2 separate regions of the Homo sapiens genome follow, and region 2 is linked to region 1. A link is a loop called in an ENCODE intact Hi-C map of the cell type or tissue named here. Cell type or tissue: IMR-90. All regions are shown on one strand. Links, peaks and the distances in the headings refer to the core of each region. The heading gives the core; the rest is flanking DNA. Region 1 has its middle 9.8 kb from the start of FMO3. Region 2 overlaps MROH9 (maestro heat like repeat family member 9).

Region 1 (5,393 bases), core at 56-5,055:
CTCCTTCCATTGTGCTTTTTCCACAAAATTCAAATACAGAATCATCTTTTGTCCTAAATCATCCACTATTTCTTTCCCATTGAGAGTAACATAGGCTCTCTTAGATTCTTCTGTAGTTTTGTATCTTTCAAATGAGTAGGGCTTGTAAGGTGGCATTAAGAGAGCATCCACCAGTCCACATTTCTCTAAAACCAGTAGCAGTTGGTTTCTACTCACACCATTACCTAAACCAACACTGGCAACAACAAGCCTCTCCTCTTCAGCTCAGGCCGGATTCAGATTCTCACCCTGCAAGTGCTTTGTTCTTCGCTACCCTCTCCACTCTAGTGCCAGACAGCCGTCATGGATACTTGCACACCACCTCTCCTGGGCTCGGCCATGTTGGAGAAAAGCAGCATATATTTGTTTATAGGAGACCTAGTATATTTGTAAGCTAGTTTTGTTGGCTTGACCTCTGAGGTGCTGGAAGAGATTCAAATGTTCTTTGATCTTTTCGCCAGAGAACAGCAGCAAAAAACTTGTTCAAGCACATAACTTAGTATTTTCTCTTGTGATGAAAATTAAAGTTGTTATATAATCTCTATTATATAGTAAAATGATTTTTTTCTCAGGAATTACATCAACTCAAAGAAGTCTCTGTTTACTTTGACATCTGAACTTTCACTTTATCCGCTAGTTATAATTCCTTGGTTATCATTATCATTACATAAATTTTTCTTTCTGAAAATGGATGATAGTTCTTACAGAGTGTAGGAGTCATGTCTTGTAGTCTAACTTGGATTTTCCTCAGCACGATGCCCTATGCATACATAGTTGATCACAAAATTATTTACTGAATGGTCAGAAGTTTTAAAAATGAGCCCTATTTTAGAATAGGAAGCCTAGTACAGAGGAGAAGACTATGATTTTTAATAGTTTCTCTACAGTTAAGTCCACTTAAATTCATAAAACATTGACAAATACTGTTTTACTGCTTTTCATTGACCTTTACCCTATTGGTAACATTAACCAGTATATCTTTGCTAGGGATTATGACCAGATCTGGAAAAAAAAAGATAACAAAACTATTTTCTTTTCAAGCAGAGACCTCATATTCCTGGCAAATAAATCGACCTTGACAATAAAACACAGGCATTAAACTATTGGATGAATGAATAAGGAGTAGAAAAAATTTATGTGTAACCTTCACAATGAAACTTGCAATTACCAGAAAATAATCTTGTTGGTCCTTTTAGTGGGCACCAAACCAATGAATTATTCATAAAATTCATACATGAACAGAACATCCAGTTTAAAACCTACCTAATGCCAAAGTTGACAACTTCCTCAATACTAAGAGCCAGGAATAAGACTAAGGTATGCTTGTGGGTAACACGATGGGACTTAACACGTGGGCAACGGATAAGGCAGGAGAGAAAATGAAGACAGAGAAAAGTCAAAGGAAAATAATTTAGCATCAGGCAGACCTAATTTGAAACTCAACCTCCAGTGTGTATCAGCTGCATAAACTTGAGAAAGTTATTTCCTTTCTTAAATTTGCTTTTTAAAAAAATCTGTAAAATAGGCATACTGCAAAAGGTGGTCACAGGAATAAATTAGCTGATGAATATGAAACAGCAAGGTTCTACTTGGCAGAGAGTATTTTTGCACACAGGCTCATTTAGTGGCAAAGCACGATCTCCCTGGAAGAAAGCACAGCTGGTAAGAAAAATATTGGCACAAAAATATACACTTCTGTTTCGGAGAAGCTTTTGTAGGTTAAAGCAGTATGTCTCGCAGCTTTTAGCAGAGGTAAGCACAGCAGCTCTAGAAAATAAAAGATGAATTACTTAAAGTGGACTTTGTTCGTCACTTAAACTGAAGCTAAACCAAATCTGTATTGCCCTGAAACATGCTTGAGAGCAATGGTTCTTAAATAGCGAACGGCAAGCTGACGTGAATGGATTACAAATCAAAATGAAACAGATTACCAGGCCTCATCCTGAGCCTACTGGGTCAAAAATGAAGGGTGAAGCCTAGAAAGGAGTCACTTCCCCTGAAACACTCTCCCCATCTACCACCACTCAAAGAAAGCAAACAACTTCCCTCACCATGAGAATTGCTGAGTTTACAAATGAAGAGAGCCCAGTGTGCAAACTAGACCAAATTATACTAGATTTGGTACCCTTGATCACATGGGCTAGGAGTTCAGACTACACTGGTCAATTCCTCAACAAGGAGTAACTGGACATTTATATCAGCATCCTGCTTCATGTTTTTTACAGCAATGCTACTTATATTTATGATTAACTTAGCTATAGTGAAGGCCATCTGGTTTTTATTCCAGAGTGTGTGTTTGAGATACTCTTAAAAACCTGTGTGACTTGCATGGAGTTTAGAATTTAAAAGTTGCTTCTGCCACCTACTGGATGTTTGACCTTAGGTAAATTATTTAATCTTTCTGAGCTTCAATTTTCTGTTTCATAAAATGAAGATATTAATAGGATTGTGTTATAGTAGTAAATTCCTACATTAAATGAATCCTTTCTATTACACTCAGGATCCAGAAATCTCAAATAGATAAAACTCAGGGAAACAACATCATTTATATAATGCTGATTAACGAAGCTTGTTTCCATCTAGAAATGCAATAATCTATAAAGCCACTTTGTACAGAACTTGTCATAAAATAGGTTCTCAGAAATGCCAGTTTTTTTTCTCTCTCTCCCTAACTTATGGCCACTTTTTATATACTACCTTGCTTGTTGTTTTGCATTGCATTATTATGATCTCTTGTGTTATTACTTAATTTTCTATGCATGTCTTGTTTTTTCAATTGCCTTTTAAACTCTTTGAAGAAAGCGAATACATCTTACATTCATGGTACTATTCCTAATGCCAAGCATGGAGCATTCCTAGTGCCAATCACAAAAAAAGTGCTCAATAAAAATTTCAATTGATTTAGGGTAGAAATACTAAAAGATTGATGAAGAGAAGAGATGGGAGTTTGTGGTGAGCAGAGTTAATATATGAGATACAGAGTAGCACTAATGCCAGGGATGTTTAGTCTCTCCCCACAGTTGGGTTTTGGCTTCTGTGACATCCCATCTTCATTACTCAAACTTTGTTTATATAATGCTTTGAATATATATATATATATTTTGAATGTGTATTTGAAAAGAATTTATATAATGAAAATATTTTTAAGTGATACATATTTGAAGCTATAAGTGAGCTACAGAGATTAGACCTAGGGTGTGTAGACTGGCAGATACCTCTCAATATCCCCCAGCAATTGAGTGCCATAAAAGTATATAAGGGAGCTGAATCAAATACCTTATTTCAGAAATAGAGGGAGACCATGACTCTGATAAGAATTCGTTTATGAAACTGGATTGTAAAGAATAAGTAGACTTATGTCTAAGAATTTTAATTTTTGAAATGTCTTTTTGTTTTAGTCAGACTACCACTACAGATAGCTGAAAAGTTAAAAAAAAAAATCAGATAAGTATACATAATGCTTGGTTAGTATTTCCATTTTCTGGCCTTCTCTGGTTCTCACATCTCTGGTCCTAACTCATTTCTGGGATATCGAAATAAAACTTCTCTCCAACCATAATTGTTGACTTTCTAACTTATAAGAATAAATGGTAGACCTGATCCAGATATTCCATTGGGAGTTTAGAGTCTAGAACTGTGCTACTCTTTATTATTTAACAATGTGCCAGTTAAAGATATCACCCCAATGAAAAAGAATAGTTATAATAAATTTCAAATTAGAGACATATTAATATAGTTGACTGAATACTAGAAGTTAGAGTTGAAAGACTTAACTCTCCCCACTAACTATTTTGCTAATCATGAACAAGTCACTTGGAATCCCTAGACTTCAGGTTCCTCATCAATTTCAATGTGCCTCAGGCTATTGTTGTAAGAATAAAATAAGATATCACACGTAAGGTATTTAAAATGGAAAGGCACTAGGGACAGTGTGGTGGTATTAGCCTGAGGAATCTGCATGTGGGGTCCTGGGATTGCTCTGTGACAGGTGTGGAAGAGCCATTTGAGATATTTTTTCTGGGTTTTTAATACTCTTTGACAGGGCTGTAGCCTTGAAAATAAACACTGAATATGTACAAGTTGAAGAGAAATGAATAGAAAGAACTTTCAGGATGAAAAAGAATCAATAAAAAATGTGAACATCTAAGGGATTTTTTTTTATTATTATACTTTAAGTTTTAGGGTACATGTGCACAATGTGCAGGTTAGTTACATATGTATACATATGCCATGCTGGTGCGCTGCACCCACTAACTCGTCATCTAGCATTAGGTATATCTCCCAATGCTATCCCTCCCCCCTCCCCCCACCCCACAACAGTCCCCAGAGTGTGATGTTCCCCTTCCTGTGTCCATGTGTTCTCATTGTTCAATTCCCACCTATGAGTGAGAATATGCGGTGTTTGGTTTTTTGTTCTTGCGATAGTTTACTGAGAATGATGATTTTCAATTTCATCCATGTCCCTACAAAGGACATGAACTCATCATTTTTTATGGCTGCATAGTATTCCATGGTGTATATGTGCCACATTTTCTTAATCCAGTCTATCATTGTTGGACATTTGGGTTGGTTCCAAGTCTTTGCTATTGCGAATAGTGCTGCAATAAACATACGTGTGCATGTGTCTTTATAGCAGCATGATTTATAGTCCTTTGGGTATATACCCAGTAATGGGATGGCTGGGTCAAATGGTATTTCTAGTTCTAGATCCCTGAGGAATCGCCACACTGACTTCCACAATGGTTGAACTAGTTTACAGTCCCACCAACAGTGTAAAAGTGTTCCTATTTCTCCACATCCTCTCCAGCACCTGTTGTTTCCTGACTTTTTAATGACTGCCATTCTAACTGGTATGAGATGATATCTCATTGTGGTTTTGATTTGCATTTCTCTGATGGCCAGTGATGGTGAGCATTTTTTCATGTGTTTTTTGGCTGCATAAATGTCTTCTTTTGAGAACTGTCTGCTCATGTCCTTCACCCACTTTTTGATGGGGTTGTTTGTTTTTTTCTTGTAAATTTGTTTGAGTTCATTGTAGATTCTAGATATTAGCCCTTTGTCAGATGAGTAGGTTGCGAAAATTTTCTCCCATTTTATGGGTTGCCTGTTCACTCTGATGGTAGTTTCTTTTGCTGTGCAGAAGCTCTTTAGTTTAATTAGATCCCATTTGTCAATTTTGGCTTTGGTTGCCATTGCTTTTGGTGTTTTGGACATGAAATCCTTGCCTGTGCCTATGTCCTGAATGGTAATGCCTAGGTTTTCTTCTAGGGTTTGTATGGTTTTAGGTCTAATGTTTAAGTCTTTAATCCATCTTGAATTAATTTTTGTAAAAGGTGTAAGGAAGGGATCCAGTT
Region 2 (5,393 bases), core at 131-5,130, 110 kb after region 1:
TTCTTCTGGAAGTCTCCCCTGTTTCTATAAACAATGCACCTTTGCTTCTAACATCAGTTTGAGACATTGTCTATCTCAATTCCATTCTTCCACTTCGCCACAATTCTCTCAATAGAGAACATTACTCATCATAGTATATTATTTTTAATTCTTCTACTTTTGTGTTTTACTAATATATTAATACTTTTATTTCTTGTTTCATAGAACAGAATAACAGAATAGGAATGTAACAGGATAAAACATAACAGAATAGGAACATAAGTAGAATCATACAAAATGTAGCCTTTTGTGCCTGGCTTCTTTCACTTAGTATAATGTTTTCAAGGTTTATGCATGTTGTAGCATGTATACAACTTGATTCCTTTTTTTGAGTGGATAATATGCCATATGTGTGTGTTAGATTTTATTTGTTCATTTATCTGTTGATGGACATTTAGATTGCACTTTTCAGCTACTGTGAATTTTGCTGCAATGAACACTTTGTACAAGTTTTTGTTTGAGAAACTGTTAAATTCTTTTAGGTATATACCTAAGATTTCTGTGTCAAATAGCAATTCTATGTGTAACTTGTTGGAGAACCACTAAACTATTCTCTGCACTTTAATTTTTGCACTTTTGAGCTCATAGCATTTACATTGTATTCAGTAACTTATTTAAGTTTTCCTGTGCTGGGTTTATAGATTAATTCTAAAAGTTGAAAATCAATAATATGGTCTCACCATGACTAGATAAAATTATTCAATGTATAGGCCATGCTCACTTTAGTTATATTTCCTTTTAGTATGTACCTATGTCTTTCGCATCTGTACCCTGCATTATCTCTTTATTTTATTTTTAAAATTATTTTTATTTTTACTTTTTTTGGAGATGGGGTCTCACTCTGTCACCCAGGCTGGACTGCAGTGGTGTGATCATAGCTCACTGCAGCCTAGAACTCCTGGGCTCAAGAGGTCCTCCCACCTCAGGCTCTCAAAGCACTGGGATTATAGGCATGAGCCACAAAGCCCAGCTGTCTCTCTATCTTTAATAGTAATTTTTTCTTTATTTACCCTTGTTGGTCTCTTTTATTTGGAGAGTTTCCCCAAATTTCACAAAGTGTGGTTGCTGCTTAAAATTTAAGGATGTAATGCCTCTTGATGGGGTTTTGTGTGTGAGCAAGGCTTGCCACCTGTTGTACTTTGTTTTAGAGCAACTGGGAGGGAGGCTGGGGTCATGCTGTAGTATAGCTAGACAGAATGCAAGACTCTTTTCTCAGGGAGCTTAACAATGGTTTTTGCAAAAGAAAAATTCTCAACTTCTGTCTGCCAATGTGTGTCAAGAGGAATGCGGGACAATGTAGGTTCTTCTGTACATGTTTTCAATTAATCCTTTGAATTAATGCATGTGTTTCCAGCCTGCCTTTGACTCCCAGCCCTTATCATTATTTGGCCTTTCATAACTCACTCTCTAGGGTTCTACAGGGCACACTACTTTTCTTTCAGCTAACTCCTACCCTAATGCTCATGGGTTCCCACCATTCAATTCCCCTGCCAGGTTTTATCTTCTACCTAATCTGTCTTCCAGAAATTTGTTGGCATCACTAGCCCATTGAAAACACTTCATTAATTCTTTTTGTTGCTGTGTATTTATACTTTTAAAATATTTTATTACCATCATTTTGTGGGGACTCTGGAGGAGAAGGAGATATATACACATGGGCAATTTGTTAGATTTAGCTGGAAACCCACCATCCATTTTTAAATGCTGATGTGCCAAAGGAACAAAGCTAGGAAAAAAATCTTAATGCTATAAGTTGACATGCTTAACTTACATTTCTTTGCCTGTTGAAAGTTGAACCATTTAATTGAAGGAACATGTGCTTTGAGTGCAGGAGTTTCTCTACCCTGATGGGCACATGAGTCATGTGAGACAAATCATCACTTTAAAAATGTTTATGACAAGATAAAAATGATAGAATTGTTCAATAGGACAAGAATCTCTGACACTCTGGAGGACCTAGGCTAGGGTTATTATGGAGAAAAAAGTCTATCCAGTGTAGGAACAGTACCAGATAACAAATGAGGTGGATGCACTTAGAGAAGGGTAGAACAAATATTCGTTGATGATATACAATGTGTCAGATACAGAGATACACAGACTAGGGCTGTGGGAATCTCAGATTTTAATTTGTCAACAGTGTGTTTTGATTTTTTTGTTTTGTATATTTGCCTCCCCAATTAATTTCACAGGCTTAATCATCTTTACAAGACAATATTTTAAAGAGAAAGCGAACTTACTGAAGTTTTATGCTTCCCTGATTGTGATGAGCTGGTTGATTCTAGCTCTAGTTTCAATGTTCTGGAAAATACTGAAGTACTTCCACCTGGTGGCACTTAGTGAACATTGCAGAACCGAGTAATAGGTTATTCCGTTGGGTTTCTCGAACAAATCTGAGTTATAGCTAGGAACTCTCAACTAACAATTTATGAGAACCTTCTGCTACACATGTGAATTTACATATTTATTCCTTTGCAGTTGAAGGATGGGATGTATGCAAAGGAGAATGAACTCTACTACAGTAATGGAAAGAAGTGATAGAAGATGAAACTCCAAAATGCCTATCTGCTACTTGAGTGGAACTCACTAGAATATATCAAATGCAGAGAGAAACATGTGACTAGGCTCTAGTCAAACAATTGTCATCAAATACTTGCTGAATATATAACACATTTTAGGAGCTGTGCAGAAAACAGTTTTGAGTGGTGAGATACACTTAATTTCAAGCCTCACTTGCAAAATTTTCAATGGTGAACCTTCTGGACACCAAATGTATAACTCGAGCTATTTTAGAAGTTAGAGAAAGGCTGCCTTCCCAGGTCAGAGAATCAGAAGATTGAAATAAGCCGCTCACTCTCTTTTTTGGGACACTGAAATAGGGAATTAGCATGATACAAAGAACACTCTGGACTGTGTCCCCCATCTAAGTAAATTGTATTATGTTCCAAAGCTGAGTTTAAACAAAATAGTAAAAATTCAGAGGTATTACAAAGCTGATCTAGATTCTTCATCTCAATAAATCTGGGGACTGCTTGTACAAGCAGTAGAAAATGGATAAAGATAACATCATGAATGCATGTTTCTCACCCTCTTTACTTTTATCTCCTCCTGAAGTGACTCCAGCAATCAGATAAGTAATTAGCAGAGTATGTTTACAAATCGCTGTGAAGGATGAGTTGGGAAACAGAGGCTGAATATACAGTATCCACAAAAGGGAAATGTTCATAGGTAGTATAAGGTTTTTGAGAAGGCAGGCCATGATGTCATTCAAAGTATAGACAAACTCAGTAAATACTGGTGATTATGACATACCTATTTGTTCTCCATCCGAAATGCAAAAATTAAAAAGTCTGATTGTATCCCAGTATTTGTGAAGGTGTGGGGAAATGGGCACCTTAATATTTACATGAATGCAAATTGGTGGACAATTTTGTGTTACTAAACTTTAACCTATCATACTTCTTTATCTGACCATTATCTTTCTAAGCCTTTCCAGGTACACACTCATGTACTTGCACAAAGATGCCTGTTTTGTATTGTTTGAAGCAGAAAAAAATTAAATGATACTTTAATGTCCATCAACTGAAAAATAGCTAAATGGATCATAATATGTCAAAACTATGGGCTATATACTGTATTTAAAATAATAAAATGAATCTACATATGTTGACATGAAAATGTCTATAGGATGTATTGTTTCAGTGAAAAAAAGCAAATTGTAGAACCATATGTGAATATAACTTTAGTAAAGAAACAATAAATAATAAAGCTATGTATTTCAGTGTGTGTTTTATATGTGGGTGTGCACATTGAAAGTGGTTTGTTAGGACACACATCATGCTGACATGGCTAAGGACAGGGTTGGTGTGGAGAGGATAGTAAAGGGAGATTTATGCTCTACCTCTAGCATGTTTCACAATGAAAGAACTTGAGGATTACTTGTATAAATTTAAAATAAATAACAGCTTTCAAATTATTTTAGGAAGTAATACATAAGAAGAAAGGTAAGGTTGGAAGGATTTTAAAGATTACAAATTGTGGTCTACAGAGGAAATTTCAGAGTCAGCAAGAATCTGGTTTTAACACCCTCATGCTCTTTGCATAAAGCATGATGCGTCTTAACCAATTGTTTGAGAAACTCTGTTCTGATTGACAAAAAGTCATGTGGGATATTGACTCCTTTTCTGATATCCCAACCAACCTACCAGTACAATAATACCAAGGACCTGTCAAGTACTGTTAGGACCCAAGACATGGAAAGCAGCACTATGGAAATGCAGTCTTCAGAATCAGGTGGCATTGTTATATTCTGTGACTTACGTATTTTCTGACTTTTGTGACTGTAAATCTTAACACCTTGTTGATGATCACCATTATTCTCTCTTGCAGATATGAGCTATCTTTACTCATCCACACGAGCATTTCCTGTTGGAAACATAAAAGTCATCCTAGAACCATGAAATTTCCATTTTCCAAGAACCTTTCCTCTATTCTTCAACTTCACCAAATCAGGCCTTCCTACATTCTCCTGGTTATTTCACACTTAACCTACATTTATCTCAAAAACACAGACAATAAGCATCTAGTATACTACTTCATCTACTATGGAAACTGTATCTGGGTTTTATTTTATTTTATTATATTCAAAAAGTATTTACTAATATCCACTATAATAGTCACTTTGTTAGGCACCATGAATAGTTCAGTACGAAGCTATGACATGATTACCAGCTGCTTTGCCTCCTCTTTTTCTTTCAAAGTATGTATTCTCCCTTTTATTTTTAAATGACAATCTGCCTTTCAGCTTTAAAGAGATTTAAAATCTTGTCTGATCCTGCAATATCATCTTATTCCAGAATTCCTCTGCCAATTCACCACTCAAATATTCTGGCTTATGGTTAGAGAGTACATTACCGGAGGCAGGTTGGTTAGAAAGTTCTTGCAAATTTTTTTTCAAATCTGTCTTAGCTGCACCTTCTAGCTGTTCTTAATCCTCAGAGGCAAGGACACATTTACAACCTTGAAAAGGGAAGAATACTGCATATGCCTCATATGCCAATCGCCATTAATAGCCTTCTTTAAGGCAATCTGTCAGGGTCTACTATATTTATGTCAATGGTTGGCCAAACCTCTTCACCTTTTCTTGCTCCCATTGTGAAAAATGTTTGAAGTCTATTTCCTAAGGTGAAAGAGTTTCTAAATCTCAGAGGGGTCAGCCTCTCTGCCTTGTCCTTTTCAGGAGTGAGGTTTCAGCCCTTTTTGAGAAGCAGGGAAGCTTTTAGGCATGGTAGGTATAAGAACAAAGTGGTTAAGTAACAGGCTTCCAAGCTAGAGGGGCTCCTCCACACATTAGCATT

What was found. A loop is a pair of places that touch in the nucleus more often than their neighbours do. Peaks named below come from ENCODE experiments on the same cell type or tissue, not always from the same donor. Only the 100,000 strongest peaks of a DNase experiment are listed, where the experiment ranks them.
Region 2: a loop joins it to region 1, with 5 times the contacts of the local background. A loop is called at or near these places in 4 of 110 quality-filtered maps.

What each region holds. Positions count from the first base shown.
Region 1 is chr1:171,078,426-171,083,818 of GRCh38, reverse strand. It overlaps the pseudogene LOC646804. Among named protein-coding and RNA genes, the nearest start is that of FMO3, 9.8 kb to the left of the region's middle. In IMR-90, for the core only: a CTCF peak has its summit at 2,387 (motif pointing left); a DNase peak (open chromatin) is centred at 2,378; H3K27ac peaks cover 349 bases.
Region 2 is chr1:170,964,219-170,969,611 of GRCh38, reverse strand. It overlaps MROH9 (maestro heat like repeat family member 9), which reads right to left. Exons shown (of 22, transcript NM_001163629.2): 7 at 4,357-4,461. Among named protein-coding and RNA genes, the nearest start is that of MROH9, 31 kb to the right of the region's middle. In IMR-90, for the core only: a CTCF peak has its summit at 2,368 (motif pointing left); a DNase peak (open chromatin) is centred at 2,351.